Regions from separate parts of the Homo sapiens genome. Here region 1 is linked to region 2. The links are chromatin loops, found by intact Hi-C in ENCODE. Cell type or tissue: tibial artery. All regions are shown on one strand. Each heading gives the region's core, and the rest is flanking DNA. Links, peaks and the distances in the headings are about the cores only.

Evidence for each region. A loop is a pair of places that touch in the nucleus more often than their neighbours do. Peaks named below come from ENCODE experiments on the same cell type or tissue, not always from the same donor. Only the 100,000 strongest peaks of a DNase experiment are listed, where the experiment ranks them.
Region 1: a loop joins it to region 2, with 7 times the contacts of the local background. A loop is called at or near these places in 1 of 110 quality-filtered maps.

Annotation. Positions count from the first base shown.
Region 1 is chr16:23,231,246-23,236,622 of GRCh38, forward strand. No RefSeq gene overlaps it. Among named protein-coding and RNA genes, the nearest start is that of SCNN1G, 51 kb to the left of the region's middle. In tibial artery, for the core only: no CTCF peak of the experiment used is centred there; a DNase peak (open chromatin) is centred at 3,326; H3K27me3 peaks cover 350 bases.
Region 2 is chr16:22,659,209-22,664,585 of GRCh38, forward strand. No RefSeq gene overlaps it. Among named protein-coding and RNA genes, the nearest start is that of LINC02890, 48 kb to the left of the region's middle. In tibial artery, for the core only: no CTCF peak of the experiment used is centred there; no DNase peak of the experiment used is centred there; H3K27me3 peaks cover 1,335 bases.

The DNA of each region.
Region 1 (5,377 bases), core at 312-5,311, 570 kb after region 2:
TAGAAAAGAATATTTAGCAAAAATCTCCCTCCCATCCCCATTTCCCACTCACCAATCCTTTCCTCCAACACACGATTGTGTAGGTCAAAACAGGTTAAAGCTGAGAGCAAATTCTGGGATGAATAAACCATTATTTCACTCAGCCAATCCTCTATTACTGGATACATAGGTTGTTTCTATAGGTATATGTTATAAATGACACTTTGATTCACCACTGCCTTTGCCAAACTATTTCCTTAGGATAAATTCCTACTGGAGCAGCCAGGTCAAAGAGTTTACACTTTTTTGGGTTGTTGTTGTTGTTGTTGTTTTTGAGACAGGGTCTCGCTCTGCTGCGCAGGCTGGAATGCAGCGGCACGGTCTTGGCTCACAGCAACCTCCGCCTCCCAGGCTCAAGTGATTCTCATGCCTCAGCCTCCCGAGTAGCTGGGATTACAGATGTGCCACACCACACCCAGCTAATTTTTGTATTTTTAGTAGAGATGGGGTTTTGTCATGTTGCCCAGGCTGGTCTTAAACTCCTGGCTTCAATTGATCCTCCCACCTCGGCCTCCCAAGTTACTGGGATTACAGGCGTGAGCCACCGCACCCGGCCTAGAGCTTACGCTTTGAGAAGAGAGAGTCCTTTTATTCCAAATTGCTTTCTACAAAGATTACACACCACTTTGGCTGCCCAGGCTATCAGACTGTACCAAGCAGATAAGTCACAGTGTTGTCCTTTTAATCTGCATTTCTTTTGTAACCAGAAAGGTTGGGTCATGTTTATTCCATTATCTATGAACAGACAAATTTCTTGGAAGTTGATCTCAGATGGCTACCTCCCCTTATTCACCCCACATTGACTCTTTTACTCCTTACAGTTTGGGATCCACTCCATCCCGCCCCCACCAAGATGCCCCAGCAAAAGGGCCACAAAAGCATCCAACCAAATGGGCCCTTCCCAGCCTCATCCTGTTTAATTTCCCTGCCACCAAACATTAGAGACCAGGCCATGCCTCTGTCCCTGAGCCTCTTAGGCCAGGCCATCCTTCTAAAAAAAATGTATAGTTGTTAGACGAAGCCTGTTTTTTTGTTTTGTTTGTTTTGTTGTGTTTTGAGATGGAGTCTCACTCTGTAGCCCAAGCTGGTGTGCAGTGGTGTGATCTCAGCTCACTGCAATCTCCACCTCCCGGGTTCAAGTGATTCTCCTGCCTCAGCCTCCCAAGTAGCTGGGATTACAGGCACGTGCCACCACACCTGGCTAATTTTTGTATTCATAGTAGAGACAGGGTTTCACCATGTTGGCCAGGCTGGTCTCGAACTCCTGACTTCAGGTTATACACCCGCCTTGGCCTCCCAGAGTGCTAGGATTATAGGCATGGGCCACTGTGCCTGGCCCAAATTCACAATTTCTTTAATCCAATTTGAGTTTTGACAATATGCAGTCATGGAACCACCACCACGACCATAATATAGAATATTTCAGTCCCCTAAAGTTCCCTTGCACCTCTTTGCTCTCAAGCCCTCCCTACTCCTACTCCCTAGCAACCACTAATCTACTTCTTATCACTATGATTTTGCCTTTTCTAGAATTTTCTATAAATGGAACTGTAACAGTCAATCTGTATGAGTGCAGCAACCTCAATTCTTGCCTCCTCGGAAGAAAGAAATCATCCAAAGGACATAAGGTAGAGTGACAGACCAAGGCAATTTTTAGAGCAGGAGGGAAAGTTTATTACCAAGCTTTAGAGCAGGAACAAAAGCAAGGAAGGTACACTTGGAAGAGGGCCAAGCAGGCGACTTGAGAGAGCTCAAGTGCATGGTTGGACCTTTTGACTTAGGGTTTTATATGTTGGCATACTTCCAGGGTCTTGTATCTGTTCCCTGATTCTTCTGTTAGGGTGGGCTGTCTGCATGTACAGTGATCTGCCAGTGCTTGGGAGGGGCTGCATGCATACTGTGTTTACTGGAGTTGTACATATGCCTACTTGAGGCGTTCTTCCCTTACTGGCCAAATGTTCCTAGAAGGCCATATATCAGTTAAACTCTGCCATTTTGCCTGTTAATGAGCATGCTTGAGTCCACTCGCTCAACTCCCAAGAGCTTATTGGGAAGATGCTCTTCACTAGTTTCAGGTCTTTCTATCTATTGGTAGACTGTCTTTCCCTGGCCCTGGCTGTGACCAATTATTATTTTAGAGAACAGCTTAACAGCTGCCTGACCATCACCTGATTGTCGCCTGACAGTCCTGGTCTGTGGATCGGGGGGAGCCCTCTCCTGCCCTGCTCATGTCTGCCTGCCTACTGTAACAGAAGCATACAGTATTTGGGTGTTGTGGGGTTTTTTGTTTTGTTTTATTTTGTTTTGTTTTTAGAGACAGGGTCTCGCTCTGTCACCCAGGCTGGAGCGCAGTGACAGGATCTTGGCTCACTGCAACCTCCACCTCCCGGGTTGAAGCAATTCTACCTCAGCCTCCCAAGTAGCTGGGATTACAGGTGAATGCCACCGCGCCCTGCTAATTTTTTGTATTTTTAGTAGAGACGGGGTTTTGCCATGTTTGCCAGATGGGTCTCGAACACCTGACCTCAAGTGATCCACCTACCTCAGCCTCCCAAAGTGCTGAGATTACAGAAGTGAGCCGACGTGCCCAGCCAAGGTTTCTGTTTCTGGATTCTTTCACTTAGTATAATGTAAATGTTTTCATTTAGCGTAATTCATCAATGTTGTTCCGAGTATCAGCAGTTCATTTCTTTTTATATCATTGTATGGATATACCAGTCTGGCTATCCATTTCCAGGTTGATGAACTTTGGGGTGGTTTCAAGTTTTGGGCTATTTTGAAGGAAGCTGTTAAGAACATTCAAGTACGTAGGTTTTTATTCCTCTTGGGTCAATTCCTAGGACTGAAATTGCAGGTCACTGTGAAGGTGCAGTGGGTGCATGTTTCACTTGATAAGAAACTGCCATCTTGTTTTCCAAAGTGATCGTACCATTTTACATTCCCACCAGCAGCACATGAAAATTCCAGCTGCTCCACATCTTCACCAGCACTTGGTATTGTCAGCCTTTATCATTTTAGCCACACGAATAAGTATGAGGTGGTATCTCATTGTGGCCTGAATATGCATTTCCCTAATGATGATGTTGAGCGTCTTTTCCACGTGTTTATTTGCTACTTGTGTATCTTCTTTGATTAGAATTTTTAATTGAAATAAAATGAGGTAGGCCAGGTGCAGTGGCTTATACCTATAATCCCAGCACTTTGGGAGGCCGAGGTGGGAGGATTGCATGAGGCCAGGAGTTTGTGACCAGCCTGGGCAATGTAGCAAAATCTCATCTCAACTAAAAAAAAAAACAATTAGGTAGGCCAGGGGCTGTGGCTCATGCCTGTAATCCCAACACTTTGGGAGGCCAAGGCAGGGGCATTACTTGAGCCCAGGAGTTTGTGACCAGCCTGGGCGACATAGCAAAACCCTGTCTTACAAGAAATTAAAAATTAGCCAGGCATGACGACAGGTGCCTGTAGTCCCAGCTACTCAGGAGGTGGGAGGATTGCTTGAGGTCAGGAGATGGAGGCTGCAGTGAGGTATCTTCATGCCACTGTGCTCCAGTCTGGGTGACAGAGACATTGTCTAACAAAAAAAAAAGAAAAGAAAAGAAAAAAATAGGTTAACATAGTCCCATGGTTTTAAAATATTTAAAAATACAAAAGGGAGAAGTAAACTCCTTCCTTTCCCTGATAACCCTCTGAGGGCAGCAGCTGAGGAAACTGAGGAACAGGCAACTTTTCCCAGGTTACAAAGCTAGAAAGTGGTGGAGCTGGGATTTAAGCCAAGGCAGTCTGGCTCCAAAAAATGGATAGACCCTTATCCATTTTTACATCAATGGTAGTACACCATTTTCCATCCTGTTACTGACTTTTTCACTTCAAATGTCTTAGGTATTGGCCTGGCAGTGGCTGTAATTCCAGCACTTTGAGAGGCTGAGGTGAAGGGATCACTTGAGCTCAGGGGTTTGAGACCAGCCTGAGCAACATAGCAAGATCTCATCTCTACAAATACAAAAATATTAGCCAGGCCTGGTGCCGCACACCTGTAGTCACAGCTACTAGGGAGGTGGAAATGGGAGGATGGCTTGAACTCGGGAGGTCAAGGCTGCAGTGAGCTGACATTGCGCCACTGCACTCCAGCCTGCGTGACAGAGTAAGACTCTATCTCAACAACAACAACAAAAATCTTGGGTATTTTTCCATATCAATTCTTATTGGGTGACCTTATTTGTTTTGGTAATCCCATATGACAACCACTGAAATGATGTGCCATAACTTATTTGGCAAGTCCACTATTGACAGACATTTAAATTCTTTCCAACCCTTTGCTACAACAAATAATGCTGCAGAGAATATCCTTGTGCGAACCTCCCTCTATGCATGTGTAGGTATATCTGTCCAATAGATTCCTGGAAGGAGAATTACCAGGCCAAAGGGTATGTGTCTTCACTATTTTAGATTACCTATTTCCCCACATCCTCTCCAACACAGTGTTAAACTTCACCATTCTTGCCAATTGGATAGCTTTAAAAAAAAGCCCATAGGAGTTGAGAATTTGTGTCCACAAAAAAAACCTGCACACAGATATTTATTTATAGCAACTTTATTCATAATTGCCCAAACTTGGAAGCAACCAAGATGCCCTTCAGTAGGTGAATGGATAAATAAACTGCTACATCCAGATGACAGAATATTATTCATCACTAAAAAGGAATGAGCTATCAAGCCATGAAAATGAAACAAGGAAACATAAACACATATTACTAAATGAAAAAGACCAACCGGAAGAGGCTACATACTATATGATTTTAACTATGTGACAGGGGGTAGTGGGAGGAAGGGATGAATACACTGAGCACAGAGAATTTTTAGGGCAGTGAAGTTACTCCATTATGATACTATGATGATGGACACATATCATTAAACATTTGTTTATTTTATTTATTTATTTATTTATTTATTTATTTTGAGAAGGAGTCTTGCTCTGAAACCCAGGCTGGAGTGCAGTGGTGTGATCTCGACTCACTGCAACCTCAGCCTCCTGGGTTCAAGCAATTCTCCTGTCTCAGCCTTCCAAGTAGCTAGGACTACAGGCACACACCACCACACCTGACTAATTTTTGTATTTTTAGTAGAGACAGGGTTTCACCATATTGGTCAGGCTGGTCTTGAACTCCTGACCTTGTGATCCACCCACCTCAGCTGCCGAAAGTACTGGGATTACAGGTCTGAGCCACCATGCCAGGCTGTCATTATACATTTGACCAAACCCATAGAATGTGCAACACCAAGAGTGAACCCTAATGTAAACTATGGACTTGGGTGATCATGATGTGTCAATGTAGGTCCG
Region 2 (5,377 bases), core at 276-5,275:
CAGTGTCTGCCTCTGACCCTCATCTTCCCTTTGCATCTATTCCTGCTGGCTTTGGGACAGGGCTGTGGGATGGTCACCCTAGGCATTCCATCCTTATTTCTCCTCCAGCTGGCTGCATAGAGTTTCTATAAGGGCCCCTCATGGAAAGACTTCGTGCGATAAAAGTCAGACTTGAGATGAGTGTTTCCTAGAACTCATGCAGCTCAGGGCCCTATGGTTGCCTGTACATAGCACGAGTACTTCTTAAGAAATCACTTGTGGGATGTGTGCTCCCCAGGTGAGTGCTCCACAGGTAAGTCCACTGGCTCATTCCCTGAGGTAGCAGAACTGGTGTAGGAGGCACAAGTTTTCCAGGAGTCCTGCTTGTGATGGCCTAGGCTTCACCCTACCCCTCCTCTCAACAACAGAGCAGGACAAGGAGGAAGGAAGCCAGCTGGGGCCAGGCGCAGTGGCTCACACCTGTAATCCCAGCATTTTGGGAGGCCAAGGTAGGGGAATCACTTGAGGTCAGGAGTTAGAGACCAGCATGGCCAACATGGTGAAACCCTGTCTCTACTAAAAATACAAAAATTAGCCAGGCGTGGTGGCGTGCACCTGTAGTCCCAGCTACTCAGGTGGCTGAGGCAGGAGAATTGGTTCAACCCAGGAGGCAGAGGTTGCAGTGAGTTTGCAGTGAGACTCTGTCTCAAAAAAAAAAAAAAAAAAAAAAAAAAGACGGAAGGATGCCAGGGGTCTTTGCAAGCTGGCTGTGGGAGTGGGAGGATCCCGGGAGTCCCACTCAACCATCTGGAATAGGTCTCCAACTTGTGAGTGGGGTGGATGGTATAGAAATGTCCTGAAGGAGTAGGAGGAGGAGTTATGAGGAAACGCTCGCTGTGCAATGTATGTTCTAGAACAGGAATTGGCAAACTTCTTCTGTAAAGGGACAGACAGTAAATATTTTAGGCTCTGTGGACCATCTGGTCTCTTTTGGCAAGGACTCAGCCCTGCCCTTGGAGTGGGAAAACAGCCATAGGCAGTAGGTAAACAAATGGTCATGTTTTATGTTCCAATAAAACTTTATTTACAAAAACAAGGGCAGGTGGGATTTTGCCCACAGGCCATCGTTTGCAGATCTCTGGTTTTAGAACTTGTTTTCATAGTTAGACCCATCTCCACTGCTTCCTTGTAAGTCATTGGCAAATATTTCTGAGATTCTGTTTCCTCAAGTCTAAAGTGGGGGTGATAATAGGTCTGTCTCCTAATGTTGTACATAGTAAGTGCTCCAGAAATGGTATCTGTTGTTGCTTGGTTGTTAACTTCTTCATTATGATTATTATTTCTTGTGAGGAACAGAAGGTACTCAGGAAAGTCACCCTAGGACAAACACGATCTCCCCTCCTGGCTTAAAAATAAAATGGGAACACTGATTCTACTTAACACTTCTGTCAGTAGGCATGAGTCTCTAACATTTCCAAAACCCTCTAACATCTGTTGGCAGGTCTTTGGATAGACTTAACAGTAAATCTGAATTCCTGAAGGATCCAAACTCATTTTTGTAACTTCAAATTGGAGACTGAACTAGAGATTTTTATGGAACTGAGACAGGTCAGGACTTGATGGTGGTTTAGGAGATTAAGTCATTGTCCCCGTAAATCATATCTGACTTCTAGTTTCACAGTGTGGCAAGACCATCCTTCTGCACTCTAAATTTCTTTCTTGCCGGGCAGTCATTTGTTGCTGGACACTTAGGAAGGAACATACATTTTCCTTTTACCTCTCTGTGTGCTGCCCGAACATCCCCAAGTCCCTGCGCTGGGGACTGCCTGTGTGGTGGCTCTGTTTGTCACTGTGAGGACCCAACATGTGGTCTCTGAAAAGCTGGCTTTTATTTAATCAAAGGGCCTCTGGCACTAAGATGTCCAAATTATTTTATTTGATTTTTTCAGAGCCAATAAATCAGAGTCTGAGATATATCTTGCAGCCATCTCCTTACCTGTATCCCTACCGCCTTGATAGAGGCCATTGTGTTGCCTTCCTGGATTATTTTCACAGCCTCCAGACTGAACTCTACGCTTCTGCTCTTACGGGTCCTCACCACAGCCTCCCCACCGCCCCCATCATCACACAGCAGCCAAAGTGGTCTTGGAAACATGAAGATCAGATTACATTAAAACTTTTTAATGGGGATGGGCATGGTGGCTCACGCCTGTAATCCCAGCACTTTGGGGAGCCAAGGAAGGAGGATCGCTTGAGGCCAGAAGTTTGAAACAAGCCTGGGCAACATAGTGAGACCCCGTCTTTCAAAAAAAAATTTTTTTAAGTTGAAAGATTAGCTGGGCATGGTGGTGCTTGCCTGTAGTCCTAGCTACTTGGGAGGCTGAGGCAAGAGTCTGCAGTGAACTATGATTGTTCCACTGCACTACAGCCTAGACAACAGAGCTAGATCCCATCTACAAAAACAAAAACAAACAAAAACCAAAAACACTTTCTTTTTTCTTTTTTTGAGTTGGAGTCTCGCTCTGTCGCCCAGGCTGGAGTGCAGTGGCACGATCTCAGCTCACTGCAACCTCCACCTCCTGGGTTCAGGTGATTCTCCTGTCTCAGCCTCCCGAGTAGCTGGGATTACAGGCATGTGCCACCACACCCAGCTAATTTTTGTATTTTTAATAGAGATGAGATTTCACCATGTTGGCCAGGCTGGTCTCGAACTCCTGACTTCAACTGATCCACCCATCTTGGCCTCCCAAAGTGCTGTGATTACAGGTGTGAGCCACCACACCCTGCCCCACAAACACTTTTTAATGGCTTCCCGTCAATCTTAGAATAAAATCCCAACTTCCTGTGGAGGGTGGTACATGAGGGCCTGCATCATCTTGTCCACTTCTACCTCCTGGCCCACTGGGTACCAGCCACATGGATCTGTTTCACATTTCTCAAATAAAAGCCCTCCTGCCTCAGGACTGTGTACATGCTGATCCCTCTGAGGTGACACTTGTGTTAATTTCCTCTTTGTGCTGTGACTTCATGACCACGGACTTAGTGGCTTAAAACAACACACATTTCTTATCTTCCAGTTCTGTAGGTCAGAAGTCCAAGATGGATCTCCCTGGGCTAAAATCAAGGGGCATTCTTTCTGGAGGCTCTCAGGATAATCTGTTTCCTTGCCTTTTCCAGAGGTACAGGCAGCCTGCATGCCTTGGCTCATGGCTACATCACTCTGACCTCTGCCTCCATCATCACGTCTCCTTCTCTGACCACCCCCCTGTCTCCCTCCTTCCCTTATTAAGGACCCTTGTGATTACAGTGGAACAACCTAAATCATCCAGGATGATCACCCACCTCATGATTCTTAGTTTAATCACATCCAGAAAGTCTTTACTGCCATGTGAGGTTACATGTTCACAGGTTCTGGTGATCGGGACGTGAACATCTCTAGGGGCCACTGTGCTCTTGTGAAACAGCTGATCCCTCTCCATCTTCTGGTCTTGATTTAAATGCACCTTCCTTAGAGAGGCTTTTGCCAACACCATCTGCATTGACTTCTGATTTTCTCTTCCACAACACCCTGTTATTTTGCTTTATAGCAATTCCTTCAATAAACATGTCTCTATTATGTAAGCCTTTTTAAAATTAGGTAGTCTGTGTCCTAAAGCTGAAGACATCCTTGCTACAAAAACCTTAACAGCCTGCACCTCAGCCCCCTAAGATCCTCTAGTCAGAGGAACCTCCTTCTCTCCACCCAAAAGCTTGGTTCTGCCCTGCCCTGGTCGCACATAACATCTTTTCTTCTTCTTCTTCCTCTTCTTCTTCTTCTTCTTCCTCTTCTTCTTCTTCTTCTTCTTCTTCTTCTTCTTCTTCTTCTTCTTCTTCTTCCTCTTCCTCCTCTTCCTCCTCTTCCTCCTCTTCCTCCTCTTCCTCTTCTTCCTCTTCTTCTTCCTCTTCTTCTTCCTCTTCTTCTTCTTCTTCTTCTTCTTTTTTTTTTGACAGGGTCTTACTGTGTTACCCATGCTGGAGTGCAGTGGCACAATCATGGCTCACTGCAGCCTCCACCTCCCAGGTTCTAGCAATCCTCCTACTTCAGCCTCCCAAGTAGCTGGGACAACAGGTGTGCATCACCATGCCCAGATAATTTTTTATTTTTTGTAGAGATGGGATCTCACTGTGTTGCCCAAGCTGGTCTCGAGCTTCTGGGCTCTAGCTATTCACCTACCTTGAGAAGGAGCAGGAGCATCTTAAAGATGATCTTGGCTTACCCCCAAGTCAGTCTTGCTGCTGAGCTCCAATGTCCAGTTTGGTTGGGATCTCAGTGGCACAGACTTCTCATGCTGTCTCAGTGGGGCACTGGGCTAGTCGGGGAGAAGGTTCAAGACTAGAGGGGCTTAGCTTGTTGACATGAATATGCCCTGCCAGTTACAGTGTTACTAGCAGGACTTTATCCTTGTCTGAATCAGCAAATGGCCTGTCTGGTTAGAGTGCTTGCATGCTCTAAAATGTATGATCTTAATCACAGCTCAGTGAGAATATTTGCAGGCAGAAGACTCTCTGTTTTAGGTTGGGCTCCCTGGAAGCAGACGCTGAGACGAGGATTTGTGTAAAAGTGATTTATTATGAGGGGTTCTCAGAAACACTAGTAGGGGAGTGGGAAAATAGAATGGAGAAGAGAAGAAGCCAAGAAGGGTGTTGGATCAAGCAAGGTCCTACAGGAGGACTGCTGTGGCTCAGTCCCCAGGACAGCTCCAGGGAGAGTTCAGGCTGCTCCTTGCAGTTTTCCGATCAAGACAAGAGAGCTGGCGTGATGTTTCAGAGACAGGGGCTTGCTCTGTCACCAAGGTTGGACTGCAATGGTGCGATCATAGGTCACTGCAGCCTCAAACTCCTGAGCTCAAGCAATTCTCTTGCCTCAGCCTCCCAAATAGCTGGGACTATAGGCACTCACCACCATGTCCGGCTATTTTTAATTTTTTTTTTTTGTAGAGATAGGGTCTTGCTGTGTTGCCCAGGCTGGATTTGAACTCCTGGCCTCAAGTGATCCTCCTGCCTTGGCCTCCCAAAGTGTTGAGATTACAGGCATGAGCCATTCCACCCGGCCAGCTGGCATGCTTCTAAGCCTGCCTTCACCACTAATTGGTTAAGGGCTGGCCTCCAAGGGGAGTGCAAATTCCCAGGCACTCCAGTCTCAGCACACACAGGCAAAGTGAGAGCAGCCCTCTGCCAACATGCAGGTGCTGGCTAAGAGAAAGCACACAAGGAGCTGTGTGCAGAGCGTGGTCTGAGTGCGTGTGGGCAGAGGCCCCAAGAGCCCTGCTATGTGCTCTTATTCCAAGTGGATCCATTAGTTTGTTCTGCACACATTCATCCATCTTCAACTCTGTGCCAGGCTCTGGGCATGCAGGCG